Linked DNA regions of Homo sapiens: region 1 is linked to region 2. A link is an interaction called in ENCODE POLR2A ChIA-PET data of the cell type or tissue named here. Cell type or tissue: HepG2. All regions are shown on one strand. Region 1 overlaps INO80D (INO80 complex subunit D). Region 2 has its middle 110 kb from the start of INO80D-AS1.

Region 1 (2,500 bases), 110 kb after region 2:
GCGCGGTGGCTCACGCCTGTAATCCCAGCACTTTGGGAGGCCAAGGCAGGTGGATCACGAGATCAGGAGTTCAAGACTAGCCTGGCCAAGATGGTGAAACCCCGTCTCTACTAAAAACACAAAAATTACTGGGTGTGGTGGTGGGCGCCTGTAATCCCAGCTACTCGGGAGGCTGGGGCAGAGAATTGCTTGAACCTGGGAGGCAGAGATTGCAGTGAGCCAATCGCACCACTGCACTCTAGGCTGGGCAACAGAGTGAGACTTTGTCTCAAAAAAGAAAAGAAAAAGACATGTAACCCTAAGTTATTTTATAAATCTGTTTCCTCATGTATGAAAAGGTACTGAAGAAAAATCAGAAACCATCACAAAAAGTGTGGGTCAAACAAAACATTTCTATAGGCTTTATCTTTTTTTTTTTCTGAGTTAAGTTCTCCCTTTGCCACCCAGGCTGAAGTGCAGTGGTGTGATCAAGATTCACTGCAACCTTGACCTCCTGAGTTCAAGCGATCCTCTCACCTCAGCCTCCTGAGTAGCTGGGACTACAAAAATGCACTACCACACCTGGCTAATTTTTGTATTTTTTGTAGAGACAGGGTTTCACCACTTTGCCCAGGCTGGTCTCAAACTCCTGAGCTCAAGTGATCCGCCCACCTTGGCCTCCCAGAGTGCTGGGACTACAGTTGTGAGCCATGGTACCAAGCCTACCCCAGGTTTCAAACCAAATGTATACAACTGCATATGTGGATTTTTCTGGAGAAGTGTCCAAGACTAAGAACCACTGACTAGCCCAAATTTGTCTACTTCTACCATTTCAGCAGCCGTCTGTGAGGATGAGTCCCACATTTACATCCAGTCCACCTATGAGATCGCCTTACCTCCTTAACATGCCTCTGCCACTGCTACCTCCTCTCAATTGCCATTGCCACCACCTTAGTTCAAACCCTCTTCAAATCTCTTGTCAGGAGCTGCCTCACTGGTCTAATTACAGTCTTGTCCTCCTTTTTCCTACTCTGTATAACTCAAATCCTCTAAATCTCAAGTAATTTATGTGGCCAAAGACTTTCAGGGTCTGCTTGTCACGTAAAAGAAATCCAAACTCCTTCCCCTAACACAGAAACTCCTTAGGACCTGGCCAGACTGACCTTTCCCTCTCACTATTTATTCCCCTCCTCCTCCAACTCCTGGGAGGTAACAGAACCACAATTTGCAACACAGGATACTCTTTTGTCCCTAAACTTTGATTCCTACTTACAGGTCACACCTTATGGAATGCCGAACTCCTCCCATTCGCTTAGGACAGAAACTTCCCCTGCAAAGCCCTCACTTTAAAACCTAGCCTGCCCTTTAGGCCAGAATAGAAGAATATTCCTCCAGGCTAAGCTATTACTTAACATTCACATTGGCATTGTAAATGTCAGCTTATTTTTCTTCTCCAATAGACTAAAAACTCCTCAAGGGCAGAGAACGTGTCTCTATTGCAAAGCTCAGAGCTACAACAGAGAAGCTAATCTGTTAAATGAATGAACCAGCAGCTGCTCCTACCAATCAAGTCAGGTAAACATGCCCAGGACTCTAAAGTGAGCCTATCAATTCTACAAACTGCTCAGTGCCTTCAAAACCATGCAACACTACCGTCCACGGGGACTCACAAAAACACTTCAAAACCTGAAAGAGCGGAACGAGGAGTAAAGCAAACCCACCCTGTGCTCCTTTGCCCTCGGTGTACTTACTATACCTTTATATTGGCCAATTCCAAATTCAAACAGCAGAGACTATGCTAACATGAAGCTGCTGAAATGGAATATACTGCACAATTTTTTACTGGCAAAAATATATTTATTTGCCCCATTAAAGTAATTATAATATTCTCTCTGTACTCAAATACTTATTAGTATTATTAATATATACTGAGGCAAGAACTCATTAAAAATTCACATCAAGAATATTAAAAATCTGGCCGGGCGCGGTGGCTCACGCCTGTTATCCCAGCACTTTGGGAGGCCAAGGCGGGCGGATCACGAGGTCAGGAGACCGAGACCATCCTGGCTAACACGGTGAAACCCCGTCTCTACTAAAAATAGAAAAAATTAGCCGGGTGTGCGGGCGCCTGTAGTCCCAGCTACTTGGGAGGCTGAGGCAGGAGAATGGCGTGAACCCGGGAGGTGAAGCTTGCAGTGAGCTGAGATCGTGCCACTGCACTCCAGCCTGGGCGACAGAGTGAGACTCAGTCTCAAAAAAAAAAAAAAAAAAAAAAAAAGAATATTAAAAATCTTTAGAAAAAAATAGAAAAGTTATGCACCAGAAAAAGTTATGCACCAAGAAAATATAAAGGTTATGCTTCAGGAACCATTCTAAAGGCTTTATGTTCAATTCCTCATTTAGTCTTCACAGCAACCCTATGAAGTAGGTACTATTATTACCCCCTTTTACAGACGAAGAAAACTGAGACTTAATCAGATTAAGTAATTGTCATTATCCAAGGTCACACAGTCAGGATGCA
Region 2 (2,500 bases):
GACTCAGCTTATCAAACCTTCTGGGGAAAAATTTAAGCTTTCCTTTCAGTTCGGTATTGTGAGCAGGACAACAAATTGCTCTGTTGGCTCCAGAACTTCAGGATGGGATCTTGGGTCAATTGATGAAAAGCCAGTGAAGAAAGCTAAGAAATTTTTACCAAGTCAGTTCTCCTGGGTCTCTGTGGTGCCCAGTTGAATGAGGAAGAGTCTTTCTTGGTCTTCTTCCATTTCTAAATTTGGATTAACAGGAAAAAATGTGTACGTAAATTAGTTTTGTGTTGGTTTAAATAGCTTTTGAAATAAAACGCTATTTAGTTGGCAACATTTTATTTTATTTTAGTCATTTTTTTAGAGACAAAGTTGTCCAGGCTACAGTATAATGGCACCATCATAGCTCCCTGTAACCTCGAATTCCCAGGCTCAAGCGCCCCTCCTGCCCCAGCCTCCTGGGTAGCTGGGATTACAGGCACATGCCATGCCACCATATTCAGCTATTTTTTTAATTTTTTCTATTTTTTAACAGAGACAGGGTCTCAAACTTCAAGCAATCCTCCTGCCTTGCCCTCACAAAGTGTTGGGATTGCAGGCATGAGCCACTGCACTCAGCCAAAATTTTTGCTTAAAAAAAAAAAAAAGTAAAATTGTGTTGGTCTTTTTGGGGAGCTGCAGACCTCTCCAGACTGGCTCCTCTGGGACTCATTCTTCCTTCAGCTTCTGCCCCGCCTTTTGCCCCCTTTGATATTCCCTCCAGTTGTCTGATATGGTTTATCTCAAGCCCCTTCTCCTCTATTTGGTGGTCAGTGGATGAAAAATTACAGAGAAAAAACATCAGAGTTCTAGTTATCACATAAAGGGATCTAAAAGAAATTTCTATCAACTGCGAGACCCCTTGAAGAACACAGTTAAGGCACCACTGACCCCCCTCTTTTGAGGTCCCCTGTATTCCTCATGGAACCCCAAGAGTTGTGAATGGGTTCCTTTCAGGTCTAAAGCTCTGCTCTCTTTTGTATTAAACTCCCTAATCTCTATGACTTTTGGATACATACATGTGTACATGTGTGTTGTGTGTTGTATCTACATGTATGTATGTGTCTATACATGTATTTGTATGTTGTCTACAGGATACCAAACTGACGTATAAATAAATGAGTACTCATAAATAACTAGCCAAAATGCTTTTCAAGTTCACATGTAATTTTTGGTAAGTAAAGCTAGCTTTAAATTTTTGAGTAAAATAAAAATGTCTTCAAAATTTAATGTAGACATTTTTGCCTGAGTCTACTGATTAAACAAATTTATGCTGTCTCTGCTAGGTGTTTTAAGGTCAAAAAACTTGCTTCTGTGATACTTTTGATACTTGCTTAACTTGTCTTTGAGCTAACACTGCAGGCTGGCTGTGTTCCACCAAAGCCTTGCAAACATCCTGCTGTGGGGTTTATGACTTTGGTTTTAAGCTTTGGATTCTGTAGTCTAGACAGTTGGCCATGGTGAGGCCTGGAGACATATGTATGTCCACAGTACCTGGGCCACCAGCTGCAGGGAAGAACCAAGCCCAATATGGCTCCATTCTCTCTGGCCCAGCTTGCCTCCTAGCCATGCTATGAAGGATCAGATCCTCCAGATACGGTCTTTACAGCTCTCTCCTTGTCCTGGGCTCTGCACCTGGTACATAACAATGAAAATTGCTTATGCCTGTAATCCCAGCACTTTGTGAGGCCGAGGTGGGTGGCTCACTTGAGGCCAGGAGTTTCAGAGGAGCCTGGTCAACACAGCAAGACCCCATCTCTGTGTTTAAAAATATATATATATTTTAAAATTAAAAGAAAAAATAAAATAAAATTGCTTATTTCAGCCAGGTATGGTGGCTCATGCCTGTAAATCCTAGCAATTTGGGAGGCCAAGGTAGGAGGATTGCTTGAGCCCAGGAGTTCAAGACCAGCCTGAGCAACATAGTGAAACCCTGTCTCTACAAATAATTTTTTTTTTTTTTTTGGAATGGAATCTCGCTCTGTTGCCCAGGCTGGAGTACAATGGCGCAATCTCGGCTCACTACAACCTCTGCCTGCCAGCAGTTCAAGTAAGTCTCCTGCCTCAGCCTCCCTAGCAGCCTGGACTAGAAGCACCCACCACCATGCCCAGCTAATTTGTGTATTTTTAGTAGAGACGGGGTTTCACCATGTTGGCCAGGCTGGTCTCAAACTCCTGGCCTCAAGTGATCTGCCCACCTCAGCCTCCCAAAGTTCTGAGATTACAGGCGTGAGCCACTGCGCCTGGCCCTACAAATAATAACTTTAAAAAAATTAGTCAAATGTTGTGTCATGCACCTGTGGTCCCAGCTACTCTGCCTTTAGCCCAGGCAGTCAAGGCTGCAGTGAGCCACGATCACATCACTGCTCCCCAGGCTGGGCAGCAGAGTGAGACCCTATCTCAAAATAAAATAAAACAAGATAGGCTGGGCACAGTGACTCACACCTGTAATCCCAGCAGTTTGGGAGGCTGA

What was found. Peaks named below come from ENCODE experiments on the same cell type or tissue, not always from the same donor. Only the 100,000 strongest peaks of a DNase experiment are listed, where the experiment ranks them.
Region 1: POLR2A ChIA-PET joins it to region 2 with 6 read pairs; 6 of 35 experiments call an interaction of 5 or more read pairs at or near these places.

Annotation. Positions count from the first base shown.
Region 1 is chr2:206,078,671-206,081,170 of GRCh38, forward strand. The region is part of intron 1 of INO80D (INO80 complex subunit D); the gene reads right to left. Among named protein-coding and RNA genes, the nearest start is that of INO80D-AS1, 4.7 kb to the right of the region's middle. In HepG2, no CTCF peak of the experiment used is centred here; a DNase peak (open chromatin) is centred at 1,231.
Region 2 is chr2:205,970,823-205,973,322 of GRCh38, forward strand. No RefSeq gene overlaps it. Among named protein-coding and RNA genes, the nearest start is that of INO80D-AS1, 110 kb to the right of the region's middle. In HepG2, no CTCF peak of the experiment used is centred here; a DNase peak (open chromatin) is centred at 1,439.